2 separate regions of the Mus musculus genome follow, and region 1 is linked to region 2. Evidence: chromatin loops called from intact Hi-C (ENCODE). Cell type or tissue: left cerebral cortex. All regions are shown on one strand. Each heading gives the region's core, and the rest is flanking DNA. Links, peaks and the distances in the headings are about the cores only. Region 1 overlaps Gm39826 (a long non-coding RNA gene). Region 2 has its middle 66 kb from the start of Gm39826.

What was found. Peaks named below come from ENCODE experiments on the same cell type or tissue, not always from the same donor. Only the 100,000 strongest peaks of a DNase experiment are listed, where the experiment ranks them.
Region 1: a loop joins it to region 2, with 2.8 times the contacts of the local background. A loop is called at or near these places in 2 of 42 quality-filtered maps.

Annotation. Positions count from the first base shown.
Region 1 is chr11:56,715,353-56,720,737 of GRCm38, reverse strand. It overlaps Gm39826 (a long non-coding RNA gene), which reads left to right. Exons shown (of 2, transcript XR_879875.1): 2 at 824-1,231. Among named protein-coding and RNA genes, the nearest start is that of Gm39826, 8.6 kb to the left of the region's middle. In left cerebral cortex, for the core only: a CTCF peak has its summit at 3,333; a DNase peak (open chromatin) is centred at 3,556.
Region 2 is chr11:56,790,301-56,795,685 of GRCm38, reverse strand. No RefSeq gene overlaps it. Among named protein-coding and RNA genes, the nearest start is that of Gm39826, 66 kb to the right of the region's middle. In left cerebral cortex, for the core only: no CTCF peak of the experiment used is centred there; a DNase peak (open chromatin) is centred at 2,775; H3K27ac peaks cover 467 bases.

The DNA of each region.
Region 1 (5,385 bases), core at 219-5,218, 75 kb after region 2:
AGTTCTAGGTAAAAATGCTATGTTAAAAAAAGTTATGGCAACAGATTGCTTTTGGAAGGATGTCACAACTTTACAGTGGCACTGTGACAGTGGCTGAGTAAACACAAACAGAGGTGAGCTTATCTCCTTCCAGGTCTCCCTGCATGTGGCAGGAAGGTTCCCTGAGGATGCTGAGTACAAGACTTGAGAGTGTCACACCTCACAGACAGCTGAAAGTGTGTAGGATCCTGAGCCATTTTCCATTCCAGCCCATGGAACTCCAGTCTCAAGTGTCTGTGGTCCAGGTTCCCTAGCATTTCCCAGCAAACCCAGAGCCACTTTGTAATTGTAGCACATAGGGATGGATAGGTGTTGTTTCAGGCTGCAAGAACCGGCAGGTAGATGGATAATCCTGGCATCCTATAGATGCTTCACAACTATGAGATGATCAACTCACTCCAGATTTGTTTTCATCTTCTAAACAAAAAAAAAAGTGGAATTAAAATCTCTTTCCTTCTCCCTCTGTGTCTGTCTGTCTGTCCTTTACTGTCCCCCACCTCTTTCAGTCTCCATCCCTCCCTTCATCTCTTCCTTTCTTCTTTCATCTGATATCTGAGACAAAACCTCACCATGTTACACATGCTGGCCTCAAATACCTGATCCTCTTGCCTCAGCCTCCTGAGTGCTGGGACCATAGGGATGTACCACTACAACCATCTTTAAATATCTATTTCTAATGTGATTGGCCAGGTTTTATCCAATCTTACTACACAGCACAACCACTTATTTGTTCAAGTGAGAGCAGGACATTAATATCTTTATCTTTCTGTTGTTTGTGTTGCAGAAAGGCCAGTGAACAGGGATGGCCACCACATGTGAGATGAGGAAGTCACACCATTCCTTGGAAAGCTCAACTCAAAAGCTAAAACAGCATCAAAATTCAAGTTCAGAGCTACCAAGATACAGGGATGTGAAGACATCGCCACATGAGCACTGAGTGTCTCATTGATTTTTCTTAATCTGTCTCAGAGATGGAGAGATAGTTGGGTAGCTAAGAGCTCAAGCGGTTCTTGCTGAGAACCCAAGTTCTAACCTCAGCACCCACATCAGCACCCATGTCAGGCAGCTCACAAGCACCTGTAACTCCAGATCTTGTGGGGCCTATTTCTAGTTTCTACAGATGTCTAAGCTTGGGTATACCTTATCTCCATCCAACTATGTGTAATTTTGAAATACATCTTTTTAAAAATTAGCTGACTGGAGATCTGTAAAGTTATTGGATAATTTATCTCTGTGAGATGATTTTGCACTAACTGGCTAGTTATTGATGCTGATTTTTGTTTTTTACCTTTTATGTTGAATATTTGTAAAAATTTGCAAGCAGAATCCATCTTCCTCCCTCTAGGGCAGAAAGTACACCTGTCATTTAGGAAGCAAAACTGTCTCCACATTAGTCCATATGTCTGGAGCAGGGTTGAGTCCATCTCGTCAGGGCCCCTGGGATATACTCAAAGCTCTGGCACATTGCTTCAACCTTGGCTGATGTGTTTCACACAGGTGTGCATATGGGCTGTTCTGAGCCCATGATAGCTGCCTTGGAAGGGAAGCTTCTTCTCTTTCTGCTAGCACATCAGTTCCTTTTCTCATCACTGTGAGACATAAGGCAAACATAAGGCAAAAAAGCAAGTTAAAGAAGGAAGGTCCATTTTGGCTCAGGCTTGAGGGTACAGCACATCCACCAGGGTTGGGGAAGCATGGGGGCAGGAGCTGAGGCAGCTCTCACACCGCATCCCCAGTCAGGAAGCAGAGAGGGATGAGTGCCCATGCTCAGCTCTGCTTTTCATTTTGTGCAGTCAAGACCCCCAGGCCATGGATGGTGCTTCCCGAATTCAGAGTGGGTCCTTTCGCCTCACTTAACCTAATTGACAGAATCCTATAGAGCCTGCCTTGAGGCTTGAGGCTAGAGGCTTTGGTGGTATTGGATCATGTCAAGTTGACAATCAATGTTAACCACTGCACTGAAGGACCCTGAATGGACAGAACCTTCCAGAAAGGGGAACCAACATAGTGGGTAGTGGCAAAGAACAGTGTGAAGGGAAAGACTCAACCAAAAAGGTACAGATTTTTAATTTCTGGACCCTGTCATACTGACTCCTGCCTGTCCCTAACCCTTCCAGACATGTTAGCTATCCCCTCTCTCCTTGTGTTTGTCTGTTTGAGTTGACATTCTGCCTCCTGCTTCTAGCAATACTCCAAGTAATACCATAAGGAAAGACATTCTCATCCCATGTAGATGATTCCCTTCCTCAGAGAGATGTGTTTCTGTCAGTGATTCTGAATACCAGTCATACCAGTATGGAAGCTTCTCACTCCTGGAAACATTTTACACCTGTGGGGAGACACGTGTCTCTAAGTTGAAAGTGTTATGCCATGCATTCTTTGCTTGTGGAGTAGGTGCCAGAGCTCTTCCTCTGACCTCATAAACAGCTTTGTCTGGGGGTTTGTTCACGTAGCTTGAGTTTCCTGATCCTTGGCATGTTTGTTTCTAAAACTCAGTTTACAGCTTCTTATATAGCAAGCTGACCATTGGGGAGGCTTAGATCATATGAAACAAAGGATAACTAGGATGTTCTAATCACACTCTGTTGCTGAGACAAATAACATGACCAAAAGCAACCTATAGGAGGAGCATTTATCTGGCATATACTTTCAGGTTACCATTCATCATAAGGGAAGTCAGGACAGAAATTAAACAGAAATCACAAAAGACGCTGCCTATTGGCTCCCTCCAGGGCTCACCCAGCTAGGTTTCTTATATGGTCAAGTACAACCTCAGGGAATGGCTCCATCCACATTAATTCAAAAGCAACAAATATCTCCACAGGCCAATTTGATCAGGGAAGTCCCACAATTGGTACTCCCTTCTCAGATGACTCTAAGCTGTGACAATTTTACAGTTGAAGCTGATTAGAGCAATGGTTATATACCAAGCTACAGAACCCTATGGGAATACTCATTGTTTAGAACAGGGTTCATCCTGCTATCAGCCTATTGGGTAGATCCGAGTAGTCACCTGGTTTTAACCTATTGTGCTTGACTGGAATAATTTAATATCCAATTATTTAAATATTGATCTTAGATGCTTATGTGTAAATTTAAGACTTTCCCCAGAAACTATGGCTTGGAAAAACTAAATACTACAGTAGAAGTGTTCTGACCTTCAGTCTGGAAGAAGAATATGGTGTTCAGTGAGGGGAAAGCTCTCAACCCTAGTCAGCCTCCAGAGAGATTAACTACCATTAACTCTGTTCATCTCCAACCCCCTCCACCAGATTGTAATACCATCCATACCCACACCAAAGAACTGAGTAGCAGGGAAAAATGGAAATAGAGGGTGATTTTTAAAAATTCCTATAAGTATGTATTGTACACAGCTGTTGAAGTAAAATTTGGCTGTAATTCTGTTGGAACAAAAGCATTGTGGACATGAAGATGGGTGCTTTAAAAATCTATGTAGAGATGTCTCAAAACAGAATTATCTCAAGAATAGCTTCTGCCTTGCCAGCTTGTGTTCCTCACACCAGATGCTTCTGAGTGGTTGAAGGAGCTACATCTGTTGCTTGGAAGCTTGTCTTCTGGGCTTTGTGGAGAGAGGGATGGAATGCTGTCCTTTGTCCTTTAGAATGAGTCACTTACACTTGCAGATATGAAAAGTTCTACCGTGGGTCAGCTATGAAGCCAGCAGTGTGCCTGCTGTTCGAATTAAGCTCTCTCTCTCTCTCTCTCTCTCTCTCTCTCTCTCTCTCTCTCTCTCTCTCTCTCTCTCTCTCTGTGTGTGTGTATGTGCACATGTGTGTAGAGGCCAGAGGTCAACACTGGGTATTGCTCTTCAGTAACTGTCTACCTCGTTTATGAAATAAGGTCTTTTGTTGAGACCTGAGATGTGACAACTAGGCTTGTAAGGTGTCTGCCAAGTCCCAGGGATGCTTCTATCTGCACTTTTCAGTATGGGGATTACCAGTGCGTGCCACCACTTTTTCTGTGAATGTTGGAACGTGAACTCAGGCCTTCCTGATTGTATAACAGGCATTTTACTAACAAATCTACCTCTCTGACCCAAGTGAAGGCTTTTGATGAGACAGTATAAAGATGTAGGACCCCTGACCCCATAGATCTTATCCTATCGGGAAAGTACTCTTTTCCCTTGTTCCTACTCTGTCCCAGTGGGCGCTTTCAGAGCACCTGCTCACTCACAGTTAACAGTAAAGAACACATTTCCGGTTAAGGAGATGCACTTCAATCCCTAATTAGTAATCTGTAGCAGAGCCCTTCTGTGACCTTCTGGCCAGGCATTACACTCCGCACTATAGATCCTGCCATTCTTACTTGTCCCCCAACAGTCCTTTAGGTAGTAGAGGGCTCCCCTGGGTAGTTCCAGGCTGAAAAGTCTTCAAGTCCTCTGGATATATGTTTCAGGGTTTCCATTAAATCAGTATCCCATTAAATATTAACCTGTGGTATTTGCATTCTAAACTATGCTAAGTATATGTAAAAGTTGACATTTGTAGCAGAAGACCTGTGGGGCTGAAAGTAATTTGTTTTCTCCTAAACATTATAAGAACAATGGATACTAATTGGTTATTGAGATAAGTTCTAATTCTAAGAAACCCATCGTGTTATACATATTAACCCTGAAAATCAGGGCCAGTTTCTAGCGTAAAAATGAAATTGAGGGACAAAAGAAGCTATAGATTCTAGAACTTTCTAATTAATGAAATGTCATATAGGATATCTTTTGGCTGCCTTTAGGGCTAACCTGAAAGTGTTTTGCATTGCTTTGTCACTGACCCCTATGGTAGCACACAAACTCATTCTCCGTAAGGTCATGCTGCAAGAATCAAGCACACACATTCTCAGTACACCAAGGAGCTCCTGCAATCTCTCTAATCTCAGCCTTTGCTTTATTTAAAATAATTTATTGATTTTTAAAATAGCACAGATCTTTAGAAACTCTCTGTCCAGAGACAGATCAAACAGCTCCTTTGTTCTCACTCTGTCTGCCAGGAGTTCTGTGGCTGCTCAAATTTTGTTCAGTCAGATCAGAGTGGAATCACTGGTCTCAACCGTGTTTTAAAATCACCCATGCTGAATGTTATGAATTTCTAATGCAGCTAACTTCATCTTCTAGATGGTGACTAAGAGTGATTCATTGGCCACCTCTTAGTTGTCATCCTTCCCGATTGAAAGAACCTTGAACATGAGCACAGCTCCTTTCGACAACAAGAGCCATTGAGAGTGACATATCAGGTTCCTAACAGACTATCATACCACTTAGATGTTTGAGGCCACATGTACTTTTTCACCCTTAAGCTTAGTTGGGCAGGGCCAATTAGAGATGCTGTTGGG
Region 2 (5,385 bases), core at 138-5,137:
AAAAGCAGAATGTAAGTTGGACATGGTGGTGATGGCATATGCCTATAATCTCAGAACTTGACTGAGGCAAAAGGATTGACGTGGGTTCCAGGCTAGTGGTCTGCAGATGATGAATGGATGAACTCTGGATGTATGGACAGATAGAAGACTGAAATGATGAGTGTGTGGGTGGGTGTCTGGAAGGATAGATGAATGGAATGAATGGGTGGATGGGTGGATAGATAGATGCATGCATGAGTGGATCAATGGATGCATGGCTAGATGGGTGCATAGATGGATGGATGGATGGATGGATATATATATATATATATATATATATAGATAGATAGATAGATAGATAGATAGATAGATGGATAGATGGTTGGATGGATGAAAGATGGATGGACGGATTCATGGATTTTTCCATTTATGAGTGGATTAATGGATGCATGGCTGGATGGGTGCATGAATGGATGGATGAATTCATGCATGGACAGGTAAATGGATAAGTGGGTGGATGCTTGGATGGATAAGTGAACAAATGGTCTGTTCCCTCTGGGAACAGACCATTTGCAGCAATGTGACCCAGGGAAAGATAGTTCTGAGGTCCTGGTTTCCTTTTCCTCACACTTTCTGGAGTATTCCCCTTTCTGCTCAGGAAGCAGTTGCTGTTGTCATGGTTTTTACCTCATCCTCTATCTGAGAACACTCACCAATTTATTTTGTTTATTTTTTCTTTCATGTGTTTATGTGTATATGTGTGTTGATGTGTGGACTCACACGAGTGTGTGCATCCATCTAGAGAGGTGAGATACATGAAAAGAAACTTCCCCAATTATGCTTCTAACTCCTTCATTATCTCTTAATCAGAGCTTGCCAACTCAATGAGTCTCACTAGACAGCTTCTTACAGGAATCTTTTTTTCTCTACCTTTTGAAGGTGGAGATATCACACTCATATGACATTGTTTTTAATTATTTTTAAAATAGTAAGAATGCATACTTAGAAAAAAACCATACTTTTTTTTTAAATTACTAAACCCTAATTCCAGTTGTTTTTCCCACACTCTCTTCCTCCATCCTCCTCCCACCGGATCCCCCCTATATTCCTGAGTCTCCCTGCACTATCTATTTTATTTCCCCTACCCAGGGAGACCCATGCTTCCCCATTTAAGCTCTCTATATTACTTAGCCTCTCTGGGTCTGTGGATTATAGCATGATTTATCCTTTACAATTTATATCCACTTATATGAGAGTACTCACTATGTTTGTCTTTCTGTGTCTGGGTTGCCTTGCTCAGGGCAATTTGTTCTAGTTCCATCCATTTGCCTGCAAATTTCATAATGATATAGTTTTCAATAGCCGAGTAATACCCGATTGTTTAAATGTACCATATTTCTTTTTATCTTTCTTCTGTTGGACCAGCTATCTCCTGAAACAATGCAATACTTCCAGTGGAGGATTTTGGACACTAGTCCAGTCACAAAATTTTAGACCTACAATTTGTCCTGCCAACATGTTGTGCTGGGGTAAAGGTGGCACAGGAATCTCAGGAGTGGCTATCCAATGATTGATCCAGCTTGAGACCCATGCCATGAAAAAGAGCCCACCCCTGACACTGCCTGGGGGACCAGAAACCAGATTACTGATGGCCTATAGACTTAGGATAGAGCCAAACATAACTGGCAAAAAATGTCAGTGAGTGTTTCCTAATGATGTTCTGCTATACAACACAATTGTCATCGGAGAGACTTTATCCAGCAACTGATGGAAACAGATGCAGAGACTCACAGCTAAAAACTAGGCAAATGTGGGGGAGTTCTGCTGAAGAGGGACAGGAAGGATTGTAGGAGCCAGGGACTGGGTCAAAGACACCACAAGAAAGCTCACAGAATCAAAAACCCTTTTCTGAAGGAATATGAAGGAAAAATAGATAGGAAAAGAAGAGGTGGGTGGGATGAAGGAGGTGAGGGGCAGAGGGAGGGTAGAAAAACTATAGTTGGATATATTAGTTTCATACCAATGTATGAGGGAATAAATTACTAAAAATTACTTCTATCATTTTTAGTCATGTGTGTATGTGTGTGTGTGTGTGTGTGTGTGTGTGTGTGTGTGTGTATGCGTGTGAAATGTAAGGGAGTATAAGTGTCCATGGAGGCATTGGGTTCCTATAAACTGGAGAATTAGGGACACTCGTGTTCTCTGAAAGCTGCTAAGTCATCTAGTCATCTCTTGCCAGCCCAGGGTGCAGTTCTTTGAGAGGATCCTGATTTTGTACAAGATATCAAATGTTCATGAAAGCAATACTCAACTTAGATTGTGGAACAGGCCTAGGGGCCTCCAAGCATCTCTAAGCATGTCTCAGTCATCACCCTTATCCTTATCCATGGCTTTGATCTTAAAAGATTTAAGTTTTTTCTATTTTGAGCTTTGTACACACATGGAAGCACATGGCATATTCTTCTGTGTCTGGCTTGTTTTACTCAGCGTTATGTTTGTGAAACTCATCCTGGTGTTGAGTATGATAGTAGTTATTCCATTTTCCCTTCTGGACAGCATCCATTGTAGGAATACATCTGATGTATTTATCCACTCTACTCTTGAGAGGCATTGCACATTTGCTTTCATTCTCATTTTTATCTGCTGGGATTAATGCTATTCTGAATATGTTGGTGCACCCCTTGGTGTACATTGTAAAGCATTTTGTTGAGTATATATATTTAGGACCATGAATCGCATGCACTTTTTGCTTTAAAAATATATCACCAAAGGGTTCTCCTCAGCAGTTGAATCAGCAGCATGTAAGAGCTCCAACTGCTCCACAGCCCTGCCAACACTTACTATTTTCGTTTTAGCTTTCCTTGTAGATGTGCAATGGGATCTCATTGTGTTTCTAATTTGCATCTTTTTATCAGATAATGAAGCTGAGCTCCTTTCCATATGCTTATTGGTCATTTGAATATAACCCTTGGTGAAGTTTCTTTGGCCTACTTTCTACTTTTCCCTGGAGTTTTGGGAATTTGAAGCTGTTCTGATTGAGTCCTAGTGAGACGGGAGAATTACAAACACATTTTCCCCACCCTATTACTACATGCTTCTTATGCCATCGTGGGGTTGTTTTTATTTTTATGTGTGTGTGTGTGTGTTTTTAAGAATTGGTTATTTTTTTTTTTTGTTTTATGTGTACTCAACAGAAGCTAGAGTTGTCTGAAAGGAGGGAACCTCGGTTGAAAAAATGCCTCCATAAGATCCAGCTGTAGGGTGTTTTCTTAATTAGTGATTGATTCGGGAGGGCCCATCCCATTGTGGTTGGGGCCACCCCTCAGCTATTGGTCCTGCGTTTTCTCAGAAAGCAGGCTGAGCAAGGCATGAGGAACAAGCCAATAAGCAGCAGTCCTCTATGGCTTCTACATCAGCTCCTGCCTCCGGGTTCCTTCCCTACCTGAGTTCCTGTCCTGACCCCTTTCAATGACAAACAGTGATAAGCCAAATCAGCTCTTTCCTGCATTGCTTTGGTCATGGTGTTTCATCACAGCAATAGAAACCCTAACTAGGACATTTATGTGTCTGAGCACTTTGCCTTCTTGTATGATATGTACCACAGCCATGTAGTACAATTGGAGGCCAAAAGAGGAAGTCAGACCCCCATGGAATGAGTTAACATGGTTGCACGAGGCTGAGTTGGCAATAGGGCTTTTCTGCAGCCTGACAATTTTATGATTTTGATGGAGGAAGCTCTGGGACACTTTCTAGGTCTATTTGATCCTTTGATGCCATCTTTGGGTTGACAGAGTTTGTTCATTGCCAGTGCTGCTCTGCAGTGGATTAATGCTGGAAAATATGCCTTTCTACTAAGTGTTATTAAAAATGAGTTCTAGCTGCTTTTATACTTTCAAATTTCCATACTTCCTGGAAGCATCCTATAGTTTGTCTCTCTTTCAAACATCAGTATACAAATAGGCAAATAACCAAATGTGTCAACACAGTTGATTAAAGTTTTGAAAATTAGTAAATACAAGTTACCACTCTACCAGAGAAAGAGAAAAATACCAATATTAAGATGTCATGATCTTTTATCAATATTTTATGTTTATGATTATAATAGTACTATTAGCTGTTCTTGTTACTCTCTGTTTCATTATTTGGCACATCATTTTGTATGTTTTCTTACCTCTGATATGATACCTTTTTCTATTTGAGAAATTCATATTTGTATTTATCTATGTCTGTCTGTCTACTGGAATTCATATGTAGTTGTATGGATAATTTATTTGGTTATTTGGCTTCCACACTTGGCCATGGTGCCAATAACTTGGCCATCTCCTTCTCCAGTGGTCCTCTGCCTTCATTTCCATGGCTCAGAATTCCTTCAATTCCTTGTTTCATGACCTTGTGTGTTCATTATGCTCTTCCTGGGCTTTCAGTGCTGATTCTTCTTAAGCCCTGATTTGATGTTTTTCTCTGTCTTCACCCTGTTGGGTCCCAGCCAGAGGAGAAAACCAGTTCCCTAAAGACAAAAATCCAGATGAAGGAGAAGATGCTGAGGAGTTTTTGCCATTATCAAAAGAAGAAATGTGTTCAGTGAAATTCAACAACCCATTCTTGACCTCTTGCTGGCAATGTGGTAAAGTTGATGCCTCTGTCCTCCACTAGGTTGAGTGTTGAACCCCGAAATCTCTGCAACTTCACAAATTCCTCAGCAGATTCATAGTAGCCCATCTCTCTGCAAGTTAGGTGAATGGCCTTCTCCACACGTCTTGAGAGTCACACCCAGTAGGTCTATAAGTGACAGCCTGGTTCTAGCCTACATTTCTAGTCAGTGCATCTCTGGGGATCAAAACATACTTGGCAAAACTTTCCCAGCTCCAAGACAAGTTTATCTACACTTCATTTTGCCAAAACCCTGAACAGATGTGATATCCTTTCAGCGGCCTCTCAACAAGTCTGGCCTCTCTCTGTCTCTATCTCTCTCTGTCTATCTCTGTCTCCTTTCTCCCTCTTTGTCTCTCTCTGTCTCCCTCTCTGTCTCTGTATAATAGGGTATTACACTAGAGGATATATACTTTTTATTAGACTATGATAATTTCATAAGCTGTACATGTAAATACTTAGAAAATACCTCCCACATAGTAATCACTCAATAAAATGTCTTTGTTATAGTTTCATGTAATGTCTTCCCAAATCCATGTGTTGAAGGCTGGGTCCTTATATTTGCATTCTTGGGAGATGGTAGAATCCTTGGGAAGCAGGTTCTTATACTGAGGGTATGCTCTGAAAGGATAGTGGGACTGTCATATCTTCCTCTCTTTCTTTGCTTTCTGAGTGCCCCGTGGACAGTTTCTTCTTTTATATCCTCACCAAGACATGCTGCTCCATTAGAGGATCAAAACGGTGGGCTCCCTGACC